2 separate regions of the Homo sapiens genome follow, and region 1 is linked to region 2. Evidence: chromatin loops called from intact Hi-C (ENCODE). Cell type or tissue: PC-3. All regions are shown on one strand. Links, peaks and the distances in the headings refer to the core of each region. The heading gives the core; the rest is flanking DNA. Region 1 has its middle 24 kb from the start of SGPP1. Region 2 has its middle 37 kb from the start of WDR89.

Region 1 (9,099 bases), core at 541-8,540, 73 kb after region 2:
GCCTCCACCTCCCAGGTTCAAGTGATTCTCCTGTCTCAGCCTCCAGAGTAGCTGAGATTACAGGCGTGCCATCATGCCTGGCTAATTTTTGTATTTTTAGGAGAGACGGGGGGGTTCACCATGTTGGCCAGGCTGAAATAAACACTTTTTGTTTCTGTTGATACAGTGAGGACAAAACATTTCAGCTAGTTATTTGTGAGGAGAGGAATGGAGATTTGGACAGCCTGTGTCTGGCACTGTCATAGCTAAACAAGGTAGGCATCCCTGAGTCTTATCTAACTCATATGGGGGAGTAGCTATTTTTTTAGAACACAAAAAGATGAAGGGATTTCCTAACCTTCAGGTTAAGTTCAACATTATCAAATAAAATGGCATTATTTTCTACTCAGATTCCCATTAAGGAATAAAAGTGTTAGTATTCTTTGGGTGTCAATGGCAACACTATTTGAGTTTCATTTCAACACCCAGGTGTCATCATTCACTCTGACACACCCACATTCAGTGATAGGACAAGGACTCTAGTATTTTTACGTTTATGGAACAGAAGTGGTTGCCATATGCTAAAATTGTTGCTGAAAAGTATACCGCAAGTAGAAGAACTTAGGTTATGCAAACGGAAGATATGCTTCAAATCAGCAGTTTGAAAACTGTAGTTTTAATGTTACTAACTTAGGATAACAAGGGGAAGCAACCTTAGAGGTTTCTCAACTTAAGACTAGAAAAAGATGTTATTTTTTTCTTCTTCTTCTTTTTTTTGTTTTTTTTTTTTTTTTGAGACAGAGTCTCAGCTGCAGCCATGAGCTCTTGGGCCCAAGTAATCCTCCTACCTCAGCCTCCCAAGTAATTGGAACCACAGGTGTGCACCACTGATGCAGGAGTTAAAAAGGAATTATTTAGGCAGATAATGGGGGTAAGGAAGTCCTCCGTAAGGTTTTCCTTTTAATGAAAAGCAGCCCTGCCGGGCGCGGTGGCTCACACTTGTAATCCCAGCACTCTGGGAGGCCGAGGCGGGCGGATCATCTGAGGTCGGGGGTTTGAGACCAGCCTGACCAATGTGGAGAAAACCCGTCTCTACTAAAAATACAAAAACTTGGCCAGGCTTGGTGGCACATGCCTGTAATCCCAGCTACTCCGGAGGCTGAGGTAGGAGAATCGCTTGAACCCGGGAGGCTGAGGTTGAAGTGAGACGAGATTGCACCACTGCACTCCAGCCCAGGCAATAAGGGCAAAACTCCATCTCAAAAAAAAAAAAAAAAAAAAAAAAGGCAGCCCCAAAATAATTTTCTTTTCTAACAAACAGCAGCCTGTAAAATTGAGCTGCAGACATAGACAAGCAAGCTAGAAGCTTGCACAGGTGAATGCCAGCAGCTGTGCCAATAGGAAAAGGCTACCGGGGACTAGGCATGTTCAGAACAGTGGCTCCATGTTCCCTTCTCTTTGCCAGTCACGTGTGCAGCAAGGAGCGGACAACACGGCGCCGGCCAAGTGGAAAGTCCATTTGCATAATAAGATTAGGGTGCATTGGCCAGCCTTCCCCATGCTCTATGTAAACATCACACCTGGTATAACCAATCTGTGGTTATGTAAATCGGACACTGCCTCCTTCAGCCTGCCTATAAAATCCGGTGCACTCCCATTCCAGCCCAGAATTCCCATTCGGGGGCTCCTGTCTCTTGCAAGAGACAGAGCTGTTCTCCTTTCTCTTTCTTTATCTATTTATTTATTTATTTATTTTTATTTTTGAGACGGAGTCTCGCTCTGCCGCCCAGGCTGGAGGGCAGTGGTGCGATCTCGGCTCACTGCAAGCTCCGCCTCCCGGGTTCAGGCCATTCTCCTGCCTCAGCCTCCGGAGTAGCTGGGACTACAGGCGCCTGCCACCACGCCCGGCTAAAATTTTGTATTTTTAGTAGAGACGGGGTTTCACCATGTTAGCCAGGATGGTCTCGATCTCCCGACCTCGTGATCCACACCTCGGCCTCCCAAAGTGCTGGGATTACAGGCGTGAGCCACTGCTCCCGGCCTTTCTTTGCCTATTAAACCTCTGCTCCTAAACTCCTTGTGTGTGTTCATGTCCTTAATCTTCTTGACGCAAGACGAGTAACAGCGGGTATTTGCCCCAGATAAGGATGCCACTTCACCACCACACATGGCTAATTTTATTTATTTTATTGAATAACTTTTAGTAAGAAACCTCACCTGGATTTTTAAAACAAAATTTTGTTTAATATCTTTTTTTTTTTTTTTTTTTTTTTGAGACGGAGTTTCGCTCTTGTTGCCCAGGCTGGAGTGCAATGGCATGATCTCTATCATGGCTCACTGCCACCTCCACCTCCCGGGTTCAAGCAGTTCTCCTGCCTCAGCCTCCTGAGTAGCTGGGATTACAGGTGCCCGCCACCACGCCTGGCTAATTTTGTATTTTTAGTAGAGATGAGGTTTCTCCATATTGGTCAGGCTGTTCTCCAACTCCTGACATCAGGTGATCTGCCCACCTCAGCCTCCTAAAGTGCTGGGATTACAGGCATAAGCCACCATGCCTGGCCCTTTAATATCTTTTAGTAAGAACATTTTTAATTTTTTTGTATTTTTTACTTATTTTTTTGTTTGTTTTTTTGAGGGAGGGTCTTGCTCTGTTGCCCAGGCTGGAGTACAATGGCACCGTTACAGCTCACTGCTGCCTCAACCACCTGGACTCAAGTGATCCTCCTGAGTAGCTGGGACTATAGGTATGTGCCACCATGCCTGGCTAATTTTCTTTTTGTATTTTTAAATAGAAACAGGGTTTGGCCATATTGCCCAGGCTGGTCTCAAACTCCTGAGCTCAAGGGATCTTCCTGCCTTGGTCTCCCAAAGTGCTGGGATTACAGGCATGCTCCACTGTGCCCAGCCTATTTTTCTTATTTGTAGGGATGGGGTCCCGCTATGTTGCCCAGACTGATCACAAACTCCTGAGCTCAAGTGATTCTCCCACCTCAGCCTCCCAACGTGCTGGGATTACAGGCGTGAGCCACTACACCTGGCCAAAAGCTGATTATTTTAACCATCAAATCAAGAGACAGACATCATATCCACAAGCAAGAATATGTACATATCGAGAAGTGTGATATTACTTCAATAACAGGTTACTATTGTTTTTTTTCTTCTTTTTCGTATTGTTTTGATTTGGTAAACTTGATTATTTATTTTCATGTATAAATTATGAGTGCTATAAATTCATACCATTTCTACTTACTATCCACAATGACCAGAATAATCTCTTAACTTCATAATTCCAATTGTTTCTATCGTTTTACTTTACCACTAATTTCAGCCACTTTAGATTTTTCTTTTTTTTTTTTTTCTGACTTCTCTATCCTTTCCCCACCCTTTCCCCCTTTTCTATTCCACAAAACTGCCATCGTCATCATGGCCCGTTCTCAATGAGCTGTTGGGCACACCTCCCAGACGGGGTGGTGGCCGGGCAGAGGGGCTCCTCACTTCCCAGAAGGGGCCGCCGGGCAGAGGGGCCCCCCCACCTCCCGGACGGGGCGGCGGCCGGGCAGAGGCGGGCCCCCCACCTCCCTCCCGGACGGGGCGGCTGGCCGGGCGGGGACTGACCCCCACCTCCCTCCCGGACGGGGCGGCTGGCCGGGCGGGGGCTGACCCCCCACCTCCCTCCCGGACGGAGCGGCTGGCCGGGCGGGGCCTGACCCCCCACCTCCCTCCCGGACGGGGCGGCTGGCCGGGCGGGGGCTGACCCCCCACCTCCCTCCCGGATGAGGTGGCTGCCGGGCGGAGGGGCTCCTCACTTCCCAGACGGGGTGGCTGCCGGGCGGAGGGGCTCCTCACTTCCCAGACGGGGTGGCTGCCGGGCGGAGGGGCTCCTTACTTCTCAGACGGGGCGGCTGCCGGGCGGAGGGGCTCCTCACTTCTCAGACGGGGTCGCGGCCGGGCAGAGGCGCTCCTCACATCCTAGACGGGGCGGCGGGGCAGAGGCGCTCCCCGCATCTCAGACGATGGGCGGCCGGGCTGAGACGCTCCTCACTTCCTAGATGGGATGGCGGCCGGGAAGAGGCACTCCTCACTTCCCAGACTGGGCAGCCGGGCAGAGGGGCTCCTCACATCCCAGACGATGGGCGGCCAGGCAGAGACGCTCCTCACTTCCCAGACGGGGTGGCGGCCGGGCAGAGGATGCAATCTCGGCACTCTGGGAGGCCAAGTCAGGCGGCTGGGAGGTGGAGGTTGTAGCGAGCCGAGATCACGCCACTGCACTCCAGCCTGGGCAACATTGAGCACTGAGTGAACCAGACTCCGTCTGCAATCCCGGCACCTCGGGAGGCCGAGGCTGGCAGATCACTCGCGGTTAGGAGCTGGAGACCAGCCCGGCCAACACAGCGAAACCCGGTCTCCACCAAAAAAATACGAAAACCAGTCAGGCGTGGCGGCACGCGCCTGCAATCGCAGGCACTCGGCAGGCTGAGGCAGGAGAATCAGGCAGGGAGGTTGCAGTGAGCCGAGATGGCAGCAGTACAGTCCAGCTTTGGCTCAGCATCAGAGGGAGACCGTGGAAAGAGAGGGAGAGGGAGACCGTGGGGAGAGGGAGAGGGAGAGGGAGAGGGAGAGCTAGATTTTTAAAAGTGGGTGCTTTATAATACATTTGCTTCAAAAAATATATTTAACTGAAAAAGTTAAATGAAATACATTTATACATTGAATTACCAAGAATACCAGTAATACATTTTCATAAATGTAATACATAGTAATACATTTTCATAAATGTAATACATAGTAATACATTTTCATAAATGTAATACATAGTAATACATTTTCATAAATGTAATACATAGTAATACATTTTCATAAATGTAATACATAGTAATACATTTTCATAAATGTAATACATAGTAATACATTTTCATAAAATCGAATACATTATTTCATGTGATCTTTACAATGTTTCTGAAATAAATTATCACCATTTTATAGTTGAGGCAAGTTAGTGGCAGAGCTGGAATGAGATTTAAGTACTGATTGATTTACTTACGTTGCCCTATATACTACATAATCAGAACATTTTATGTAGGATAGTAAAAAGATTAAAATATCCAATAAGAATGATAGCGTAAGGCCGGTCACAGTGACTCATACCTGTAATCCCAGGGCTTTAGGGCATTGGGGCAGGAGGATCACCTGATCTCAGGAGTTTGAGACAAGCCTGGGTAACATAGCAAGATCCATCTCTACAAAAAATAAAGATTAGCTGGGCATGGAGGCACCTGCCTGTAGTCCCAGCTACATGGGAGGCTGAGGCAAGAGAATTGCTTGAGCCTAGAAATTTGAGGCTGCAGTGAGTCCGATGGGTTCACCTTGCCCACTGCCTAGACAGAGCTGATTTATCAAGATAGGGGAATTGCAATTGAGAAAGAGTGATTCATGAACAGCTGGCTATGCAGCAGACCAGAGTTTTATTATTTACTCAAATCAGTCTCGCTGAGCATTCAGGAAGCAGAGTTTTTAAGGAGAACTTGGTGGTTTGGGGGGGGAAGCCAGTGAGCCAGGAGTGCCCATTGGTCAGGGATGAAGTCATAGGGAGTCGAAGCTGTCTTCTTGGACTGAATCAGTTCCTGGGTGGGAGCCACAAGATCAGAAGAGCCAGTTTATTGATCTGGGTGGTGCCAGCTGACCAAGCGCAGGGTCTTGCAAAATATCTCAAGCACTGATCTGAGGAGCATTTTAGCGAGGGTAAGAATCTTGTAGCTTCCAGCTGTAAGACTCCTAAAACCATAATTTCTAATCTTATGGCTAATGTTAGCCCTACAAAGGCAGTCTAGTCCCCAGGCAAGAAGAAGGTCTGCTTTGGGAAAGGGCTGTTATCATCTTTGCTTTAAACTATAAACTAACTTTCTCCCAAAGTTAGTTCAGCCTATGCCTAGGAATGAACAGGACAACTTGGAGGTTAGAAGCAAGATGGAGTCAATTAAGTTAGATCTCTTTCACCGTCTCAGTCATAATTTTGCAAAGGCAGTTTCAGCACCACTGCACTCCAGGCGGGGCAACAAAGTGAGACCCTGTCTCTAAAACAAAGAATGGTAGTATAAGTGAAAACCATGGTCGGGTGCGGTGGCTCACGCTTGTAATCCCAGCACTTTGGGAAGCTGAGGTGGGTGGATCACCTGAGGTCGGGAGTTCGACCAGCCTGACCAACATGGAGAAACCCCATCTCTACTAAAAATACAAAATTAGCCAGGCGTGGTGGCACATGCCTGTAATCCCAGCTAGTTGGGAGGCTGAGGCAGGAGAATCGCTTGAACCCGGAAGGCAGAGGTTGTGGTGAGCCAAGATAGTGCCATTGCAGTCCAGCCTGGACAACAAGAGCAAAACTCTGACTCAAAAAAAAAAAAAAAGAAAAGAAAACCTTTACCTTAACTTTGAATATATATGTATCTGTCCTACATGAACTCTTTAACTGGTTCATCTTCGACATAATTAAAAAATCTCCATAAACAGAGGAATAGTGTTTGTACATAAAAATGGATAAATTTTTCTTCCATGATGAAATAACACTCTTGGACAATTTTTAAGTTTATTAATGGAGATAGGTTGAATTAATGTTTGGGGGAAAATACTGTAACTTGGCCTGGGGCAGTGGCACATACCTGTAATCCCAGCACTTCCAGAGGCCGAGGCGGGTGGGTCACTTGCGGCCAGGATTTTGAGACCAGCCTGGCCCACATGGCAAAACCCCATCTCTAATAAAAATACAAAAAAATTAGCTAGGTGTGGTGGCACGCACCTCTAATTCCAGCTACTTGGGAGGCTGAGGCAGAAGAATCGCTTAAACCTGAGTGGAGGAGGTTGCAGTGAGCTGAGATCACACCCATGCACTCCAGCCTGGGCGACTCCGTTTCAAACAAACAAACAAACAAAAGTATAACTTGATATACTATTCTATTATTTTGGGAACTCCAGAGCTGATATAGCTGAATTTCTAGAGGTACCTTTCCATAGGGTAATATTTAATTAATTAATCCATTACTCTTTGTTTAAATTTCAATTTCAGAACTATCACAAGCAGAGGGGATAAATTTTCTTTCTAAAAGGATCAAAATTTAAGAAATTAACATTGCGATTGAGTTATATTTTGGTTGACCATTTATTTTATTTTTTTAAATTTTTAATTTTTTTTTCCTTTTTTGTTTTTCCTTTAATTTTTAAATTTTTTTAAAAAGTAGAGACAGTGTCTCACTATGTTGCCCAGGCTTGTCTTGAACTCCTGGGTTCAAGCAATCCTCCCATCTTGGCCTTCCAAAGTGCTGGAATTATAGGCATGAGCCACCACACCCAGCCATGGTTGACCATTTTAAATTTATTTTCAGTCCATAAAAATAGGCCGGGCACTGTGGCTCACGCCTGTAATCCCAGCACTTTGGGAGGCCGAGGCAGATGGATTGCCTGAGGTCAGCAGTTGGAGACCAGCCTGGCCAACATGGTGAAACCCCATCTCTACTAAAAATACAAAAAATTAGCTGGGCGTGGTGACAGGCGCCTGTAATTCCAGCTACTCGGGAGGCTGAGGCAGGAGAATCGCTTGAACCTGGGAGGCGGAGGTTACAGTAAGCTAAGATCCTGCCATTGTACTCCAGCATGGGTGACAGAGTGAGACTCTATCTTAAAAAAAACAACAACAAAAAAATATATATATATATTTGTGGGCATGGTGGCATGAACCTGTAGTCCAAGCTACTCAGGAGGTTGAGGTAAGAGGATCTCCTGAGTCTAGGAGTTCAAGACTGTAGTGCACAATAATTGTGCCTGTGAATAGCCACTGCACTCCAGCCTGGACCACATAGCAAGATCCCCATCTCAAAAATAAAATAAAAATAAATAAAATTACTTAATTTAGAAAATTTTGGAATGGTAAATTATTATTATGCAATATGTGTGAACATAGATATATAAAGGTAACATTATAATCTTTAAATGATTCATGAACTCAATATGGTGACAATAAAAAAAGTGAGTTTAATTAATTGAGATTGATAGCCACATTCTACTAAATCAATAAAACAATTGGAACAGTTTTAAAATTTACAAGATATCATACCTATTAAAGATATGGAATGAAGGAAAATGCATGGATGACAGCTAGATAATTTTACTTGGAGTCGGAATTTTAAATTGGCAGTTATGAAGTACATGATACATAAAGAGACAACCTATGGACTAGGCACGGTGACTCACGCCTGTAATCCTAGCACTTTGGGAGGCCGAGGCACGTGGATCTCACTTGAGGTCAGGAGTTCGAGATCGGCCTGTTCAACATGGTGAAACCCCGCCTCTACTAAAAATACAAAAAACAATTAGCCAGGCATGGTGGTGGGCACCTGTAATGCTAGCTACTCGGGAGGCTGAGGCAAGAGAATCACTTGAACTTGGGAGGTGGAGGTTGCAGTGAGCCAAGATCACGCCACTGCACTCTAGCCTGGGTGACAGAGTGACACTCTGTCTCAGAAAAAACAACAACAACAAAAAAAGAGACAACCAATGAAATACATAGATGACCATAATTTTGAAGTTTTAGAAACTTACAACCCACAGGGACCTCAGGTTAGATTCCCTAATTATTGTTGCACGGTATCTCTCATGACATTTTTGTGAAAAAGAAAAAAGGTGAAAAAAGGGATATTATGAAAGTAAACATAAAAATTAAAAAATTTCCTTGCCACACTTAAGAATGAATACTGTTTTTAGTTGGTGTGCATGGGTGTGGTACCTGTGTGATAATATTCTGCATTGAGTTAGATAAATGCTTTTAATTTGAGAAGTATGGCTTAAAGTCTGTATTATGTTACATTTACACATTTTTGGCCAGTAAATTTAAATAGATACACAGTTAAAGGTACCAACTACTATTGCAATATTCTTACCATCCTGAGTCTATTATTAAAAGAGTTATTAAAAACATTCCTGATGCAGTTAACAAAGAACCTTGGCAAGTGAAGACCTCCTTTTACTTTTATCCGTTTTGTTATATATACAGTTACATTTGAGTGAAAGTAAGCCATAATTTTAAAGATTTTCTAATAGTATTTCACATTTATTGAACATTATGAATTGGAAAGT
Region 2 (9,099 bases), core at 467-8,466:
ATAACTCCAGGAGAGAAATCCTATATGAACTCCAAGAGATATCATTAATTAAAAAAAATGGGGGGGGGGGGAGTGTGGGGAGGGGACTTGCAGAATACGTACAATATATTTTTAAAAACCTAAACTTTATATAACACAATTATATATTTCAATATATGTAAACATATAAACACACACACACACACAGAATATATACTCCAAACTGGCAACAGTAGTTAATTCTGAGAATACAATTATTATAGTGGGCAAAGGAGGACTTTTTTTCCCAAGTATATAATATATTGCTATTAACTATAGTCATCACGAGTTAAAATAGATCTCTTGCACTTATTCCTCTTGTCTGAAATTTTCTTTCCGCTCATTCATTGATGGACACTTAGGCTACTCTAAGTAATGCTGCAATAAACTTGAGAGTGCAGATATTTCTTTGATATACTGATTTCAAATCCTTAGAATATATATTCAGCAGTGAGATTACCGGATCACATGGTAGTTCTATTCTTAGTTTTTAAATATCTCCACACTGTTTTCCATAATGGTTGTACTAAAAAGAGGATTTTTGCTGTTCTTGCCATTTGAATAATAAAAAAAAACAACCCAGCAATGTATCTATAGATATCTTGTGTAATTTTTTGTAGCAAGTAACTTCTCATTTCCATGAAATAATTTCACTATATAAGAAAACAGCTGACTGACATTCAAGAATAACCTCATGTTTTCTAGCAGAATTTCTTATGAAATTTAAAAAAGACTTTCTGCAATAGGCACTGTTACATTCTAGAAATGTTCTAATAAAGGTACTGATTTTTTTTGTTGTTGTTGTTTGTTTGTTTGTTTTTTGAGACAGAGTCTTGCTCTGTTGCCCAGGCTGGAATGCAGTGGTGTGATCTCGGCTCACCACAACCTCTGTCTCCCAGGTTCAAGCAATTCTCCTGCCTCAGCCTCCTGAGTAGCTGGGATTACAGGTATGTGCCACCACAACCGGCTAATTTCTGTATTTTTAGTAAAGACAGGGTTTCACCATGTTGTTTAGGCTGGTCTCGAACTCCTTACCTCAGGTGATCCACCCACCTCAGCCTCCCAATGTTCTGCTTATTTTTAAAAAACCTTTATGAATAATGTGATTTGCAATTTAAAAATTTATTACAAGGATCTCATTTTCCAAAATATGATTCTGTAAAGTTCATATGAGATTTATGAGGTAGTTTTACATTCTTTTTCCAGTTTCTCTTTTCTTAGTTCTGAATGAGATTTCTAAAGGAGAGATTTTCTTCTCTGTTTCCTTTACATATCCATCTCTGTAGCTGGCAAGATTTGTTGAATGAATTCTAGAATTACTGAGGTCTTTGGGGTCTAATCTGTCCCTCTCCCCCTCCCCCACTTTTTTTTTTTAAACAAAGAACTATCCGTTTAGAGCCACTTCAGCTCAGAACTACTTAGATAGTAGGTTGGATTAGGTTACTTAGGTAAAGTGACCTATTAGTTACTTTAAACCTTGAGATTTAAACAAAAGTTATGACTCTTCTAAAGCAATTACCTCACTTTCTTTGGTGAAACTTGTTAATTTCCTTAGAGGGGTGTATATACAAACTTTTTAGACAGGAAAAGAGGGGAAGGTTGCTTCAGTGACAAGACATGCTCTCCCAACTCTATTCCCTCAGTGAAGGTGCATTAAAATTCTTTTTGTTAAATTCCAGAATCCTAATAGAAACAAAAATACTCCATTTCTTTTTGCACACTTGATCTAACAGAGTTTATTAAATTTTAATAGTGAAAGGGCTCTTAGAGAACATCAAGTCTTACCTCTTCATTTTATCTGTGAGGAAATCATTTATCATTCTGGTGCTAGTACCTAGTTGAAGGAACTTACAATTATAGTTCAAGACAAAACAAAGTCAAAACAAAAATCCTGGTCCTCTGACTTCAGTTAAACACTTTTTTTTTTTGAGACAGGTTTTCACTTCTGTCACCCAGGCTGGAGGGCAGTGGTGTGATCTGGACTCACTGCAACTCTGCCTCCTGGGCGCAAGGGATTCTACTGCCTCAGTATCCCGCGTAGCTGGGACTACAGGCATGTGCCACCATGTCCGGCTAATTTTTGTATTTTTAGTACAGACAGATTTTCACTGTGTCACCCAGGCTGGCCTTGAACTCCTGGATTCAAGCGATCCATCCTCCTTGGCCTTCCAAAGTGTTGGGATTGCAGGTATGAGCCACCACACCCAGCCTCAGGAAAAAAAAAAAAAAAAAAAAGACACAGAATGGGAACATGAAAGTCAGTACAGGTTTGGCACCAGCATCTTCACAAAGAATAGAATTCAACGCAAACATTTTCACAGTAAGTCAATAAAGTGGTACGTCAGGATTTGGGAAATGCCACTGTTTGCAAGCACAAATCTAAAGTCTGTTTTATGACAGACTTGCAAGGGCAAGAATATGGTATAACATATCATGACTTGGAAAAGCTTAAAGCCTCCCAAAGACAGAAATCTGTAATCTTTCCCCCCTACTTAGGAAACTATCTCATGGAAGAGTCACCAAAGTTTTCTTTGAAATGGGAGTTTCAGGTTGATACATAAGGAATGGCTATCTTTACAGATCGGCAATGGCTAGTGACATGTTTGTGAGCCAATTATAAGGTAAATGTAAGTCAGTATGGTCATCATGTCTTTTTTTATAGGTAATAGACAAACTAATGAGGAAGCCATTAGCCTCTCTGGAATAATACCAAATCAGGAAGAAAGTAGGTGGTTATGGGTGTATTGTGGATTACCTTACAGATGCGGAACATATTCAGGGTATCTCTGTGATTCTGTTAGAAAACATTCTTCCTACACCCATGCCACAATCTTCACCAACAGTTGAGATTAGCCAGATGTGTGGTCAGGTCTGATCTCAACGCATAAAGGGAATCTCATGATCTCTTAAGTATGGTGGGATGAGAAATAAGTTCAAGAATACAGTTCCATAGTGAGCAGCAGGTATATTCAAACCTACCCCTAAAGCCCAAAGAATAAGGCTAACAAATCCAATTTCTCAGAAAGAAAATATTTCACAGAGATTTGAAAACATAAGCAGTATCTCGGACAACTGCGAGATGGTGGATCCTCACACCCGTCCTCCAGAAATTATCCTTTAGAAAGCAAGCCTTGGGCCAGGCACGGTGGCTCACGGCTGTAATCCCAGCACTTTGGGAGGCTGAGGTGGGCAGATCACTGGAGGTCAAGAGTTCGAGACCAGCCTGGCCAACATGGTGAAACCCTGTCTCTACTAAAAATACAAAAATTAGCCATGGTGGCACATGCCTGTAATCCCAGCTATTCAAGTAGGCTGAGGCATGAGAATCGCTTGAACCTGGAAGGCGGAGGTTGCAGTGAACCGAAATCATGCCACTGCACTCCACCCTTGGTGACAGAGCAAGACCCTGTCTCAAAAAAAAAAAAAAAAAGAGAAAAGGAAAAAAAGCCTTTAGGATAAAGACATGTGCAGCTGTTACTTTCTTGTGGAAACTTGTGACTACTGGGGAGGTCAGATAAGCATCTTTATGAGGGTTGTTACAGGCATTGTTTAGAGAACTTGCTGCAGAACACTTTGGCATGCAGAGTCAAACATTAGTCATTATGGAGATTTCACTTCAAGATGTTATCACTCTTGCCATGCAACAGGCTATTTTCCTACAAACACCAACTTTATTCCCAGAGCATACCTGCAAATCCTAGATGGAGTATCTTGGAAGCTCGTCTTCCTTGTAGAACACATTGTAAACTCCTGGTCTGTAATAAAAGTAGCTAGGTCTGCAGACTCTTAACCTAATGACGTCAATCCTCATGGCCTGTGCGTAGGTTTCCAGGTAAGTCATTAGTTTGTTATACAACCTTCTTGTGAGGGCTTGGAAGGTGAGGGGAGTATAGCTTCACATCCAAAGTTCTCCTAACTTCCTGGGGACTCCTCTTCTAAATAACAGCAATTATAGCAGTCATGATACCATGTCACCAAAATTCACACCTTTGGGATTTTTCATATAAAATCTAGGATTAATATAAAAATTGCCTTTTTCTCCTCTTAATAAGTAAACATGTAATTGTCTTCTGCTATCAGATTTTAAAAAAAAACCAAACACTTAATAATGAAGTATATATCAAAAAATATTTTTGATTACCTTCACATTAGGTGTAATTTCACTCATGAGCTAAGTGAGTAATAGTGCAGCCCTTCTACTGGCAAAGAAAGACACCACTTCACCACACCTATTGTTTACTGGATATTTTAACAAGCTCTTCAACTTTACTCTTACTACTCCCTTGTAGGTACCCTGATGCTCCAGACAAACTACTATTTGTTTGCCAAACATGTCTAACACATTCCCATCTCCATGCTTTGGTTCATCCAATTTCTTTTTCTTTTTTGAGATGGAGTTTTGCTCTTGTTGCCCAGGCTGCAGTGCAATGGCGTGATCTCGGCTCACTGCAACCTCTGCCTCCTGGGTCCAAGCGATTCTCCTGCCTCAGCCTCCCAACTAGCTGGGACTACAGGCACCCACCACCATGCCCGGCTAATTTTTGTATATTTAGTAGAGACGGGGTTTCACCATGTTAGCCAGGCTGGTCTCAAACTCCTGACCTTGTGATCTGCCCACCTCAGCCTCCCAAAGTGCTGGGATTACAGGAGTGAGCCACCGTGCCCGGCCAAATCAATTTGTTATTTTAAAAATTTACAACCTTTGTTCATGAATACTTTACAAAAGATTTTGAGAATATACTGCTAAGAAGCAAATATTTAAAAATTCTTATTTGTAAAGCTATTTAAAAAATTTTATGGTGACAAATGTTGCAGGATTATTATTCAGTTTTTTTACTTTTAAGATTGTTATCACAGATTTCAACCAGTGTTATTAGTCTGTTCCTGCATTGCTATTAAAAACTACCAGAGGCCAGGCGCGGTGGCTCACACCTGTAATTCCAGCACTTTGGGAGGCTGAGGTGGTTGTATCTGCTGAGGTCAGGAGTTCGGGACCAGCCTGGCCAACGTGGTGAAACCCTGTCTCTACTAAAAATACAAAAATTAGCTGGGAATGGTGGCATGCACCTGTAGTTCCAGCTGTTCAGGAGGCTGAGGCAGGAGATTCACTTGAACTTGGGAGGCAGAGGTTGCAGTGAGCCAAGATCATGCCACTGCACTCCAGCCTGGGTGATGGCAAGACTCTATCTCAAAAGAAAAAAAAAAGAACCTACTGGAGACTGGGTAATTTATTTAAGAATAAAAAAAAAAAGAGGTTTAATTGGCTCATAGTTCTACCAGTGGTACAGAAGGCCTGGCTGGGAAGCCCTCAGGAAACTTACAATCATAGCAGAAGGTAAAGGGGAAGCTGGCACATCTTACATAGCTGGAGCAGGAGGAAGAGAAGGTGAAGGGGGAGGTGCCACACACTTTTAGATAACCAGATCTTTTTTTTTTTTTTTTTTTTTTTTTTTTTTGAGACGGAGTTTCGCTCTTATTGCCCAGGCTGGAGTGCAGTGGTGCAATCTTGGCTCACTGCAATCTCCACCTCCCGGGTTCGAGTGATTCTCCTGCCTCAGCCTCCCGAGTAGCTGGGATTACAGGCATGCGCCACCATGCCCGGCTAATTTTGTATTTTCAGTAGAGACGAGGTTTCACTATGTTGGTCAGGCTGGTCTCAAATTCCTGACCTTAGGTGATCCGCCTACCTTGGCTTCCCAAAGTGCTGGGACTACAGGCGTGAGCCACCATGCCCGGTCAACAACCAGACCTTATGAAAACTCACTATCAGGAGAACAGCCAGAAAGATATCTGCTCCCATGATCCAATCACCTCCCATCAGACTCCTCCTCCAACACTGGGATTACAATTTGACATGAGATTGGGTAGGGACACAAATCCAAACCATATCAACCAAAAATGAGCAAAAATACTGTGCATTAAAATGAGTTTGGTGAATGCTTCCCCTCAAATTAACCCAGATGAAAAAGGAGAAAAACTCTTAAATAGTAGGAAAATTATAATCCATCTTATTGTCACCAACCCCACTGATCCTCTGAATTTGGGCCTGGAGACCTTTGGAGACCAGGGTAGCCTTTCACTTCACTGAAGTAAAAAAAACACTTGATATTTAAGCTCTGAATATATTTAATCTAGATTTTAATTATAAACATCACTTAACATTTTTAAATGTAGTTGGTTTTATGAAAAATTAAAGATCAATTGTAAAAAATAATATTCTCGGGAACATAATTATTTATTACTAGAAACTAAAAGTTATATCCCTGTATATACACAATATTTTCTTTTCAGATTTGATTTCAAGTTTAAAAAAAACAAAATCTTAAAACTAATTTGAGTACAAATCACATTCATACAATGGGGTACTGTAGTAATTACATACAAAACTTTCCTAGAATTAAATTATTAGCCCTTCAATATTTGCATGAAAAGTGACAAAATCCTTACTAAACTGGAAGCATTCATTTACAACCTAAACTTTTAAAACAGGTAGACTATTAAGCAATATTAAAATTTTTAGATCATTAATCTCTTTAAGAATCTGATGAATGCTGTAGAAATTTTCCCCAGAAAAATGCACATATTGAAGCCTAAGGACTGAATAATCGTGTAATTCATTCAACATATCCTAATTGAATGCCTACTGTGTCCCAGGGATCCAGAAGTAAAAAGATGCATAAGGTCTTTTTCCTCATGAAGCTTACGTCATAGGGATAATGACAGAAAATGTAAAAAGTAAATAATACATAATTATAGACTGTGATTGATATGCTTTGCCTTTGTGTCCCCACCCAAATCTCACCTTGAATTGTAATAATCCCCACAAGCAAGGGCAAGACTAGGTAGAGATACTTGAATCATGGGGGCAATTCCCCCATGCTCTTCTCGTGATAGTGAGTGAGATCTCATGAGATCTGATGGTTTTATAAGGGGCTTCCCACTTCGCTCGCCACTCACTCTTACTGCATCCTACCGCCCTGTGAAGAGGTGCCTTCTGCCATGATTTTAAGTTTCCTCAGGCCTCCCCAGCCATGCAGAACTGTGGGTCAATTAAACCTCTTTCCTTTATAAATTACTCAGTCTTGGGCAGTTCTTTATAGCAGCATGAGAATGGACTAATACAGTGGTAGATTTCACTGATAGATACAATAGATTTCAGTTATCCTTTGTCCTAATTTAGGACAAAGGATAAACCTCAACTCTGAGGAATTTTTTAAAAAATCCTTATATAGTAAGCATTTTGTCACTTTTCATGCAAATATTGAGGGGCTAATAATTTATTTCTATTGTGAGAATTTTTTTTTTAAAAAAAGAGAATCCATTTTATATCTCCTAAGAAAATGTCATCATACAAAAAATAAAATATTTAAAATTTATTTAATTTTTAGAAAACAGGAAAAAAATCTTAAAAAACAAAAATATTATCATATCCTGTTGCTTGCTGTACCAGAGAATGAGCTTTCTAGACATCCAAGGAGAATGCAACAAAACTAAAAATGATGAAAGGAAAAAAAAAATACTCTCTTAGGGGCTCTGGAGCAATGAAAGAATCTGGTTTTCATATTTATAGGCAAGAAAGCTTTCACAATCACTAAGGGTTTTTAGCATGCACAGTCAGTACAACAGTTATCAAAGTATATTTTATTCTGCTCATAGACTGCTGCTGTCAGATGTAGAATCCCATATTTGGGAGAGAAAGGAAGCAAGGGAAGGGCAAATTAGGAAAAGCCAGCTAGTTGAGATTTAAGAATTAACATTTCTAGCCTGGCACAGTGGCTCACCTCCAATACCAGCACTTTGGGTGGCTGAGGTGGGAGGACTGCTTCAGCCCAGGAGTTCAAGACCAGTCTAGGCAACATAGTGAGGCCCCATCTCTATAAAAATAGAAAAATTAGCCAGACATGGTGGTACATGCCTGTAGTCTCAGCTACTTGGGAGGTTGAGGCAGGAGGATGGATTAAGCCCAGGAGGTAGAGGCTGTAGTGAGCAGTGATCATGCCATTGCACCCCAGCCTGCATGAGAAAGCAAGACCCTATCTCTAAATAAACAAATAAACACATTTATTTCCTTAAACACTTTTATTTTTTAAAAAGTTTATTTTTCTTTGAATTTTCCCTCCTGTGTGTCTCACAAGGAAGGCTTGCTTCCTTATAAAGAGATCTGGTGGGCTTAAAATGAAGAGCTTTCTAAAAGTCCTTCAAAATTAGCATGTTAAAATTTTTATTGTGCTATGTATAACTTATTATAACCACAACCAGAATTCAAGTGTAAAAGTTTTTTCTTTTTTCTTTGAGATGGAGTCTCACTTTGTCACCCAGACTGGAGTGCAGTGGTGTGATCTCAGCTCACTGCAATCTCCACCTCCTGGGTTAAAGCAATCCTCCCATCTCAGCTTCCCGAGTAGCTGAGACTACAGACATGTGCCACCATGCTCAGCTAATGTTTTTGTCTTTTTTTTTTTAGTAGAGACTGGGTTCACCATGTTAGCCAGGCTGGTCTCAAACTCTTGACCTCAAGTGATCTGCCCGCCTCAGCCTCCCAAAGTGTTGGATTACAGGCGTGAGCCACCGCGACTGGCCAAGTTTTTTCTTTTTAACTTACATATATATTTCAAAAGGAATGGAAGAACTTGATCAAATAACGAGAAAATACCCAGCACAGTAATATCTACTAATTACTTTTTCTCAAACTGCTACCTCTTCCCTTTCTTAAAAAACCTTATCAAACAACAAAAACCCTCTTCAGAAAATCTAATGCAGCTATAAAGTAAAATGTTAAAAACTGATCCTTACTGATGTCCAGATTAAACATTTTACTGGCCGGCTGGGATTACAGGCATGAACCACCACACTTGGCCACGTTAGGTTTTAAATCTAGAATAAACATTCCTTGTTAACGAGAACAAAATTGTTTACCAATAAGAAATCTTTGTCATATAAAATTGTGTGATCATATCTTTCTCCACTCCCACTGCTTCACTTGAGTAGCCTTTAAAAATTTTTGTGATTATATATTTTAAAAAACCACTTTAGTATTTACTTATCTTTATTGAATGCTCTGTTAAAATTTGCCTTTAAGGG

The links. A loop is a pair of places that touch in the nucleus more often than their neighbours do. Peaks named below come from ENCODE experiments on the same cell type or tissue, not always from the same donor. Only the 100,000 strongest peaks of a DNase experiment are listed, where the experiment ranks them.
Region 1: it touches region 2 in a loop (6-fold over the local background); 2 of 110 quality-filtered maps call a loop at or near these places.

The regions. Positions count from the first base shown.
Region 1 is chr14:63,747,505-63,756,603 of GRCh38, forward strand. No RefSeq gene overlaps it. Among named protein-coding and RNA genes, the nearest start is that of SGPP1, 24 kb to the left of the region's middle. In PC-3, for the core only: no CTCF peak of the experiment used is centred there; DNase peaks (open chromatin) are centred at 5,167 and 5,507; H3K4me3 peaks cover 1,153 bases; H3K27ac peaks cover 1,738 bases.
Region 2 is chr14:63,674,481-63,683,579 of GRCh38, forward strand. No RefSeq gene overlaps it. Among named protein-coding and RNA genes, the nearest start is that of WDR89, 37 kb to the left of the region's middle. In PC-3, for the core only: no CTCF peak of the experiment used is centred there; a DNase peak (open chromatin) is centred at 3,611; H3K4me3 peaks cover 409 bases; H3K27ac peaks cover 2,701 bases.